2 separate regions of the Homo sapiens genome follow, and region 1 is linked to region 2. Evidence: chromatin contacts called from ENCODE Hi-C or POLR2A ChIA-PET data. All regions are on one chromosome and are shown on one strand. The core of a region is the stretch at or near the end of the contact, and the rest is flanking DNA. Distances in the headings are between cores, read along the strand shown. Region 1 overlaps LOC105376205 (a long non-coding RNA gene). Region 2 overlaps LOC105376205 (a long non-coding RNA gene).

What was found. A loop is a pair of places that touch in the nucleus more often than their neighbours do. ChIA-PET counts read pairs that join two places held with the same protein, here RNA polymerase II (POLR2A).
Region 1: a loop to region 2 is called in a map of gastrocnemius medialis, with 4 times the contacts of the local background. The contact joins two enhancer-like sites. A Hi-C loop is called at or near these places in 3 of 168 maps with a recorded cell type or tissue (CD14-positive monocyte, gastrocnemius medialis and heart right ventricle). POLR2A ChIA-PET finds 5 or more read pairs at or near these places in 2 of 52 experiments (IMR-90 and activated naive CD4-positive, alpha-beta T cell).

The regions. Positions count from the first base shown.
Region 1 is chr9:107,597,721-107,603,049 of GRCh38, reverse strand. The region is part of intron 5 of LOC105376205 (a long non-coding RNA gene); the gene reads right to left. Among named protein-coding and RNA genes, the nearest start is that of KLF4, 110 kb to the right of the region's middle. Within about 2 kb of position 2,554, at least 4 of the 41 ENCODE cell types and tissues checked have a DNase peak (open chromatin) inside an H3K27ac peak, as active enhancers do.
Region 2 is chr9:107,664,932-107,670,490 of GRCh38, reverse strand. It overlaps LOC105376205 (a long non-coding RNA gene), which reads right to left. Exons shown (of 9, transcript XR_930217.2): 9 at 5,164-5,314. Among named protein-coding and RNA genes, the nearest start is that of KLF4, 180 kb to the right of the region's middle. Within about 2 kb of position 2,520, at least 6 of the 41 ENCODE cell types and tissues checked have a DNase peak (open chromatin) inside an H3K27ac peak, as active enhancers do.

The DNA.
Region 1 (5,329 bases), core at 1,305-3,804, 67 kb after region 2:
ACATCCAGAGGCAGAAAAAGCCTGAATCTTCTAGTGGTAAGAGTAGAAGAAACCTTTTCCAGGTGCCTCCCATCAGCTCCCTGCTTTAATTTTTTTTTTTTTTTGAAATGGAGTTTTAGCTTGTCACCAGCCTGGAGTGCGGTGGCACAATCTCAGCTCACTGCAATCTCCACCTCCTGGGTTCAAGTGATTCTCCTGCCTCAGCCTCCTGAGTAACTGGGATTACAGGCGCATGCCACCATACCCAGCTAATTTTCGTATTTTTAGTAGAGACAGGGTTTCGCCATGTTGGTCAGGCTGGTCTCGAACTCCTGACCTCGTGATCTGCCCACCTGGGCCTCCCAAAGTGCTAGGATTACAGGTGTGAGCCACCGCACCCGGGCTTTTTTTTTTGTTTTTAATCAGCCAGGTGTGGTGCCGTGTGCCTGTAGTCCCAGCGACTCAGGAGGCTGAGGAAGGAGGATCACTTGAGCCTAGGAGTTTGACTTTAAGTCTCAGGCCGTACTGAGAGACACACCCACCCCAAAATTCATTACTGATAAGGGAACATGGGATTGCAGTTACTGGTTAAACTAATCAAGATTCACCCCTGAGCTGGAGACAGAGACACCTTCCATGACTAAACCAGGGCTCTGTCAGCTGGGAAGAATGCCCTAAGCAAAGGACAGGCACCGAACAGCATCTGTGCCCAATAGCCCGAGCCCCATCAGCAGGGACCTTTTGGGACTCTGTGGCTGTGTGGGCTCCAGGGGTCCCTTGAGGTAGAGACACTATTAAAGAGAAGGGATTCAGCACTTAGCTCACCCATAGTGTTTGATTCTGGCTCCTCTTGGGGCAACAGCAAAGTATGGGGGCTATGCTGACATCACGATCTATGATGCTGCCGCCACCATGGTTTATTAGCCTGCCTGTGCCACTTCCTGAGCCTCCAAATCACACAGAATGTAAGACAGACAAAAATGTCATCAGAGTACAAGAGCAAAGCAAGCTGCTTTACTGGGTACCTACTAGACACAAGACATGGTTTTTCACATTAAATCATTTAATTCTCACAATAGCCACCAGCTAGGTATTATCAGCACTCTGTTAATAGAAAAGAGGGCAGTGGCTCAAGCCTGTGATCCCAGCACTTTGGGAGGCCTAGGTGGGTTGATCACTTGAGCTCAGGAGTTGGAGACCAGCCTGAGCAACAAAGTGAAACCCCATCTCTAAAAAAATTTTTAAATTACCCAGGTGTGGCGGTACACATCTGTAGTCCCAGCTACTCAGGAGGCTGAGGTAGGAGGATGGCTTGAGCCCAGGAGGTGGAGGTTGCAGTGAGCCAAGTTATCATGACTGCACTCCAGCCTGGGTGATAGAGCCAGACCCTGTCTCAAAAAAATAAATTAATTAAGTTAAATTAAATTAATGCAGAAGTTGAGGGACAATCAAACAATTTGTCCAACATCTCATCACTAGAAAGTATCAGAGCCCAAATTCTAGCTCCAACCCTGACTCTAAAACCTGCAGCCTTTGTATGCGGACATACTGTGTTCCAGTGCAGAATAGAATGCCAAGTCACAAGCAAAGAGAAAAGGACATACCAGAAAACATTGTCAGCCCAAGAATATAACCAGAGAAGACAAAGAAAGAGTTACAAACATTCAGGAAACATGAGATCGGCATTACATTATGATCCCATAAACACGGTTCACATATGCAAGTTACATATAAAGCACACCCTCAGTCCCAAAGCCCTACCCCATAAGTTGCCTTGATTGGATTTCGTAAGACTACTAAGGCAGTGTCGCTCGAATCTGGTCCATGGACTGATGCTAGTCTGCGAACTACGCGTTTCCAGTTCACAATAATAAACACAGAATTGAAAGCAACATGTTAGAAACCTCTCTAGTGTTTTAACAGTGCAATAACATTCAAGCATGTGACTAGCAGACTTGTCTTCTGGAATGGGGTCTAGACTAGTTTGGGTGCTGTTGAACTCAGGTTGCATATGGCCCAAGCTGCATGCTTGTACTGGTTCATCACGGATTGAAAAATAAAAAATTAAAATAAATAGGCCGGGTGTGGTGGCTCAAGCTTGTAATCCCAGCACTTTGGGAGACCCAGGCAGGTGGATCACTTTAGGTCAGCAGTTCAAGACGAGCCTGGTCAACATGGTGAAACCCCGTCTCTACTAAAAATACAAAAATTAGCTAGGTGTGGTGGCGTGCACCTATAGTCCCAGCTACTCGGGAGGCTGAGGGAGGAGAATCACTTGAACCTGGGAGGTGGAGGTTGCAGTGAGCCAAGATCACATCACTGTACTCCAGCCTGGGTGACAGAGCAAGACCCTGTCTCAAAAAAAAAAAAAAAAAAAAAAAAAAAAAAAGATAAATAAATGAATTAAAAAAAAAAAATCCCTGGTGGTTCCCCAGAGAAAGTTGGAAAAGCACCACCCTAGAATTCAGCTGGGTAAATATAATTACCCTCATTTACAAGTAAAGAAAATGAGATTCAAGGAGACTGAGTCACTTTTCCAAGGTCAACACCCCTGGGAAGAGGCAGGACAGGAAAACACTCTAGTTCAATGACAAATGAGAACTATGAAATCTCCCAGCTCCTGATAACAGAAAGTGCTGGCAAGAGGGGCCTGTAAAAAGGTGGAGGCTTGTTTAAAAAAAAAAAAAAAAAAAGCATTTCCCTCAGCTTTGCCATTGCCAAAAGTTCAGCCAAGATAAAATGCCTCTGATGAGAACTACCTATAAAGTGAGGCCAGGAATAAAAGGGAAATGGATGGGCTCATTCCTGGCAAAGCCCTGTCTTGTGCATCCTGATTTACTAGTGTTACTTGTAGAACTGACTTGTTGTTACTACAATTTCACCATAAATTACGAAGACGAAGGTGTCTTCTCAAAGCCCTTCCAGTCTGGCTCCAGATTTTACCAGCCCCATCACTGACTCTAGGCCCAGCCAAACTGAACCTCCCACCCTCTCAGAGCTAACGTTGGTTATTTTAGAATGTTCCACTATCACCTCTCTCTTCTTCTTACTCAACTAGAAAAGCCCTGCTCTCCATGAAAACATTTTTGGAATATTGTTATAGCTAAGACCCTGGGTTTCAAGAACCAAGGCTCATTTAAGCTCATTTTTAAAGGACGGGGAATGTATGTGGGGCTGTTCAGTGGTCTCATGCAGACATTCCAGGACAGGAAGGGCCACAGTGGGGACTGAGAAACATTGTCACCCCCGGCAGCTCCTAATGTTTTTTCTGTTTCTGAAGTCACTGGACTCTCTAGCCCTCGCTACATCTCTGCTTTCTCCCTAGGCGTCTCCTGTTTCCTTGTTGCTTTAGTGTCCCTACACCTTCACTGGTAGACAATCATTGTGGCTTCCCAATTCTACCTTGCATATTTGCAAATGCAGCACCAGCACCAACTAGATCCATCCCTCTCTTCCCAAGTCTAACTTCCCGAAGAAGGAATCTGATTGGCTGAGCTCAACTTTTCAAGTCAGGCCACTAATCAATGATCTCCAGCCTATCTAAGAATTAGCTTACTTGGGGCCTGAGGTCAATCTCTGGTCTCAACAGCTATTGTCAGGAAAGGCCAGGTATGTGACATGGAGAATGTCTGCTTAAATGCAGGAGACTGGAAGCAGGTGGGTCTAGACCACTGATATGGTCTTTAAAGGAATTAAAGAGAAATTAATAAACTCCTATTTTTGCTTCAGTTCCCAACTCTCGTGACACTTTCTCTAGGAGGTCTTCCATGATTTCTTCAGGTTAGTTTTTGTTTTTGTTTTCTTTTTTTGAGACAGAGTCTTGCTCTGTCACCCAGGCTGGAGTACAGTGGCACAATCTTGGCTCACTGCAACCTCTGCCTCCCGGGTTCCAGCAATTCTCCTGCCTCAGCCTTCCAAGTAGCTGGAACTACAGACAGGCACCACCATGGCCAGCTAATTTTTTTGTATTTTTAGTAGAGATGGGGTTTCGCCATGTTGGCCAGGCTGGTCTCAAACTCCTGACCTCAAGTGATCCACCTGCCTCGGCCTCCTAAAGTGCTGGTATCACAGATGTGAGCCACTGTGCCTGGCCTATCTTCAGGTTGATTTTTGTTCCTTATGTTCTTGCAACACAGTGTAAGTCCCTCTCTAGGAGCTCTCATCATGTTAATTAGAAACTGCTTGCTTGCATCTCTTCTTTCCCCACTAGATTATGAGGGCTTTGAAGATCTGGACCACACCACGACCACCTTTGAATCCACAGCATGGAGCTTGGTGTTGAACATAGAAGGAGAACAGGAAATGAGCATGGAATGAATGACTGAATTTACAACCGGATAAGTCAGCACCTGAATAAAAGGCTGACGAGTGAATTATGCTGAAACAAATGTAGGTCCCTCTGCATCCACTCCAGATCAACTAAGGAGAATGACAGGGGTAGAGTGGGTGGGAGGGAAGGGGCAATGGAAAGGTAGGAAGATTCTTTACAAGAACAAGTAAAGTGAAAGAAAAATCACCCCAAAAGGAAGAGACAAAGAAGTAGTTGAACTTCTTTGTGGCAGCATCTTTTACTTCCAGATGTTTCTTTAGGTATTTCTGCATTCCTTGGTCTAGCAGGGGAATGAAAGATTAAAGCTTGGATTCATCTTCCACAACTGTAAAATGGAGATAGGTCCAGCTGCTTGGCTGGGTGACTGGGAGAATAAAAAATGAGATAATAGATGAAAAGTACCCAGCAGAGCACCTGGGGGCAGGTAAAAAAGGCTCATACACTGTGGGTCACAGTGGAGAGTTTCAGAAATGCCCAGAACCTACCAAGCAACCTCTCAATGGCAGGAGGAAGTATGTCCTGGGACTTTCACAGGGAAGCACTGAATCTTTATTAAATTACCCTTCCCCCTGGGGTTTAGAGCAAGAGGCAGCAGGGCTGTTCCTGCCTCACTGATGGCAAGAGGCCTGCGCAGGCCAATAACACGGTTACAGTGTTAATCATTAAAATGCTGTGTCTGTTTTTGTCTGGGGACGAGGCATTTCGATCTTTGTTCTCCCTCTATAAAGAGGAAAGGTGAGGTGCTAAGTGGTGACTCCAAGCCAAGAGGCTAGCATGCCTGCCAGGCCACACGGATGGGAAGGCTTCAGATTCCCCCAGCCCCAGCATTTTTGGAGATGTCCTTGGAGGGTAAATCCTGAGTAGACGCAGTTGGAATAGGAGGAAAGGCAGATTAGCTCCTCCCAGAAAGCCAGGCTGTGCCCATTCAAATGAGAGGCTTCTATCATTGGCTGTCAAAAGAGAGTTAAGAAGCAAGGTGGTAGGCTGGGCGCAGTGACTCATACCTGTAATCCCAGCACT
Region 2 (5,559 bases), core at 1,271-3,770:
TGTATTAGGTATTAAAAGTAATCTAAAGATAATTTAAAGTATATGGGAGGATGCGCATGGGATATATGCAAATACTACACCATTTTATCTAGATAAGGAACTTGAATGTCTGTGGATTTTGGTCCTAGAACCAGTGCCTCATGGATTCGAAGGCATAATGGTGTATCTATTGTCTGGCCCTATGGATAGATGTGTACACACACACACACACACACACACACACACACACACTACAGAAAAATACACCAAAATGTCAACAACAGATTTATCTTTGTGATGAGATTGAGGGTGGTTTTTGTATTTTTCTTTTTGGATATCATAATTTCAAAAGTTTCAATAGTAACTCTGGCACATCTCATCTTGGATGATCACACCTAAACACCACTGGGAGACTGCACAGAAAGAGGGTGTGTGACAAGGATAACAGATTGTTTTATTTTGCCTTTTTAAAAAAATGTCTCATGAGTGATTTCAGTGTATCTCAGTCTTTTGTGCCACCAATCTAGAACACTATTAATTCCAAGAGTCCAGTGATTGAAATGTGGAAGGAATTAGGGCTTCCCAAAACCAGGATTTTTGAAGATACTAACTAGATTTGCTCAATGTCACTCATTGTTTGTTTCTGTTGGATGCTTGGGAGCCTGTTTATTTACGGTGAATCCATTTTCCTGGGCAGCTGACAATGTGGGGGAAAAACAGAGAAACAGGCCACGAGAGCTCTGTGCGCTTCATTATCCTTGATGTCACTACTGTGAAAGGCTTAGGGGTCCAGAAGTACGCAGTTGTCTCAGACCCCAAGCTGAAGTAAAAGAGGCATATTCATTGAGTGTAAGGGATACCCCTGTGGCTGCACAGCGGAACTCATCACTTTTTCAACCTCCCCGGCCTTCCAGCCAGGCTCTCAGTTACCAGCAGATGCAGACATGCGGAAGGTCTGTCTCTCGCTGAGCTTCCTGAGCATTTTTTTTTAACTTTTTTTTTTTTTTTTTTTTCGAGATGGTGTCTCACTCTGTCACCCAGGCTGGAGTGCAATGGCACAATCTCAGCTCACTGCAACCTCCACCTCCCAGATTCAAGCGATTCTCCTGCCTCAGCCTCCTGAGTAGCTGGGATCACAGGCATGCCCCACCACGCCTGGCTAATTTTTGTATTTTTAGTAGAGACGGGGTTTCACCATGTTGGCCGGGCTGGTCTCAAACTCCTGACCTCATGATCCACCCCCCTTAGCCTCCCAAAGTGCTGGGATTACAGGCGTGAGCCACCGTGCCTGGCTGCTTCTTGAGCATTTTGCAAGGTAATTTTGTTTTTGGAATCCTAGGTTGGCCATCAGGAAAACAGAACACTAGGAAGAGCACAGCTACTGTCATCAGAAACACCTGGATTGACATTTCCACTCTCACGGACTAGCTGTATGACCGTGGACCAGCTTCTTATCCTCTTCTGAATTTCATGTCCTCCCTGTAATGTGGGGATAACAATGTGTTGTTGCAACTCCTAAGTGAGATAATCTGCGTAAGATGCTTTAGCTTCCCTCTGCTGCAGCCTGATATCAGTAGGTTTTCAATATGTGGCCGTTACTGTCCCATGAGCTGGTTTTCAGCCTGACTGCCTAAGGTAGGAAATGCCGTTGGAATTCTTATTAACTGGGTTCTTGACAAGCAGGAGGTTGTAGTCATAGGTGGAGATGCTGTGGCTTAGCCCAGAGTTAAGAGACAGCTCAGGTCGGGCGCGGTGGCTCACGCCTGTAATCCCAGCACTTTGGGAGGCTGAGGTGGGCGGATCATGAGGTCAGGAGTTCGAGACCAGCCTGGTCAACACGGTGAAACCCCATCTCTACAAAAAATACAAAAATTAGCCAGATGTGGTGGCGCGTGCCTGTAATCCCAGCTACTTGGGCAGTTGAGGCATGATAATTGCTTGAACCCAGGAGGAGGAGCTTGCCGTGAGCCGAGATCGTGCCACTGCACTCCAGCCTGGATGACAAAGTCCGACTCCATCTCCAAAAACAAAACAAAAGAGACAACTCAAACTAAAGCCACTTTTGAGGAATACCTCCTTGTTAACCAAGTACAACATAGTTACCATAAAAACTATCTGGCTAGATAATAGAGATACTCAACTTTTGTATCCTACCTTTCTCAGTCAACATCAAGAACATCTTCATGTTGGGACCCACTCTTCTACATTATTTTGCATGGTTGAGACACCACACAGTCGCAGGACATGAAGAAAAACAAAGGCAAAATAAAACACCATGTCATACTTGTTGTCACATCCTCTCTCCACGCAGCCCTTCTGATCATGCCCTGGTATGTGCTTCTGAGACTAGATAGGCCAGCGGTGGCTCAAACACCCTGAGACAGTCCGAACTCAGCTGTGCGCCCACCCCTCTGCCTCAGCCCTTATTCTGCCAACTCAGGAATAGCACAGACTGCTTTGACCAGACTTAACGCAGTCACCTTGGAACACAGTGTGAGGCGGAGGCCGCGGGACAGAGTGAAACCATGTTCTAAAATACAGCAGATTTTTAAAGAACAGCCAGGCAGGGTCGAAGGCAGGGAGAGGGGCTGGTCAGGAAATGCCAGTTTAAAGTTAGCTCTGACCTATTAATCAGCAGTGGGACAATGATGCAGTGGGGGGCGGGAAAGCTGGACATGTGCTCGCGCCAGATTTATGGGCCCAGAACAAAGGATGGCCTGCTCATTCAGAGAGTCTCTTTCCCTTTTCCTCTGGCAAAATGAGGACATTGTTTGATAAGCCAAAAAGAACAAATATTCCAAAGACTGAGGTCATTTCCAGAGATGCAACCAGTCCTGATGGGGATCCATACACCCTGGGGCGAAGACGAATCCTGCAGGGGGTTCTCGGACCAGCGCAGTGGGTGCATGTCATGAAAGAGAAACCACAGGCCCCTCTCCTGCGCTCTCGAAGAAGCTGGGGCCACCTGCCTGAGGCCACTCTGAAGGTCTCTGAACTGCTCAGCCGAGCCCCTTGGGATAAGTCCAGAAGCTTTTCCATGCAGACTGAACACATAATCCCTGCCTCCACCTAGGCTCTGCAGGCTTTTCTGGGAAGGTCTTCCTAAGCATGGACTGCCTAGGATACTGTTGATTTCAGCTTCCTCTCCATCCAGAAGAGAGTCTTGTTTCAACAGCTGGTCTCATGTCATCAGATTAGGAGAGAAGGGGAAAGTGATTAGGAAGGAAAGAAAAGAGAAAGTGCTCAGCCAGGCAGCTGGATTACAAAAGAAGCCAACCTCGTGGAGAGGAGATATTGACTCTGCTTCTCAGAATCTTTCAGAGTTTGGGAACTATCTGTGACTTCCCAGCCCCTCCTTTCTTGGGGTTGCCACATTTCACCAGGCGCTGGTTGCCTTGTACCTGGCTGGACCTTCCAGAGGAGTCACCTTGACTCCTGTTTTGCTTTCCTCCAACCCAATATCCACACAGCCCACAGCCAATTGGGATGAACTTTCTCTTTTTTTTTTTTTTTTTTGAGACGGAGTCTCGCACTGGAGTGCAGTGGCGCAATCTTGGCTCAGTGCAGCCTCCGCCTCCCAGGTTCAGGTGATTCTCCTGCCTCAGCCTCCCAAATAGCTGGGATTACAGGCACCTGCCACCACTCCTGGCTAATTTTTTGTATTTTTAGTAGAGACGGGATTTCACTATGTTGGCCAGGCTGGTCTTGAACTCCTGACCATGTGGTCCGCCCGCCTCTGCCTCCCAAATTGCTGGGATTACAGGCGTGAACCACCACACCCAGCCCTTGGGATGAACTTTCTAATCTAGATATCTAACCATCTCCCTCCTGGCTAAAAAACATTTAATTGCTCTCTAATGTCTTCAGAAAAGATGTGCAGAAACCTCAGCCTGACAACAGGTCCTTCATGTTGTGGCCACATCTGTCTTTCCAGCTCGTGTGCCATCTCTTCCCAGCCCTCTCTGCAGCCTTTAGACCCATAGAATTATTTTCTCCTCCGTAAACATGACGTGTCCCTCCTGGAAAAATTCTGGCCGTTCTTTAAGACCTAAGTTCCAATGTTATGTCCTCTGTGGGAATGACCTACTGTACGTTGCTAACCAACTCACACACTGGGTGTGTTCTCCACTTCTTTGCCTGGGGTCCGATGCATGTGTTCACTCTGCTAATAATAATAATAATAATAGCATAGCACTTATCATAGGGCCTACACTAGTTAATTGAGGGGTCAGTTGAAGGCATGAATTCATTGAATGACTGCCTGAATGAATGAATGATGATCTATTAGACATGGTTAGCCCTAAGGCATGTGAAGGCCTATGCAAATGTTTTCTGTGGGGTCCCTGTATATATAAATAATTTGAGTTACCTAAAATCAATCTTTAAGCAGCATTCTGATCACCCAACTTCATGTGATACTGCAAAAGAAATACTCTCTGGCTGGAAGTAAAGATCCTTTCTCCCAGTAGCCCTTTTGGAATTGGGCCTGGTCAGGGGTCCCTGAGACAATCTCATAGGTGTAAACCTTAGAGGTCTCCTAGGGCATCTGGTCGACCCCCTGTACTAAGAAGCGAATTGAAGAGCATTCCAAAGGAGAGAAAACAGGGACAGGGGCTGACATGGTGGAGGTTGGGCCTAGAGCACCCTGTCTGGTTGGCACTGCTGGCCTTGGCCAGTCTTGGTCACTGGAAGGGCTTAGAAGATGTTAAGGACAGCATTCTACAGTACAAGACCCCTTCAAGACCAGCCTGGTCAACATGATGAAACCCTGTATCTACCAAAATTACAAAAACTAGCCAGGTATGGTGGCACACGCCTGTAATCCCAGCTACATGGGAGGCTGAGGCACAAGAGTCACTCAAACCTAGGAGGCAGAAGTTGCAGTGAGCCGAGATCGTGCCACTGCACTCCAGCCTGGGTGACAAAGCAAGACTCTGTCTCAAGAAAAAAAATTAAATAAATAAATAAAGTGCAAGACACCTGAGGCCCAGGACCTAAGGCAGGTGCTCCGCTTGCCTGGGTGGTACTGCTCCCAGATAACCATGTGATTATATACTTCATCATTCAACAAACATTTACTGAGCTCCTACTATGGACTAGGTACTGTATTAGAAGCTGAAGTCACATATTCATAGTTATTTATTACTATGAGTTAACATGTTATCTCTGCCAAGCAGTGAACTTAATAATAACACAATGAGACCTGCACAGTACAGGAGCGTAGTTATCATCTGGCCCATTAGGAAACTGAGCCAGAGAGGGGCTGTCATACATTCCATGAGCATCTACCACATGCCTACTCCTGGGTGTGGTTAGAAACGCAGCAAAGAGGTTTCTGAAAGAAAGCAAAAGACAATCCATTGATTTCACTTCCAAAAATAAACCAAATCGTGAGGAGAGAAAGAATAATGACTTAAAGCCTATTCCGAGGTTCAACAGATGATGGAAATAATGACTAAAATCATCCAAATGACTTTATACTGGGCTTTCAGTGATGGCAGCAGCAAAGCCGGCTGCTCAAGCCTGTCAGAGTAGAGCTGTGGAGACATGCAGCCACACAAGGGCCAGAAAGGACAATGG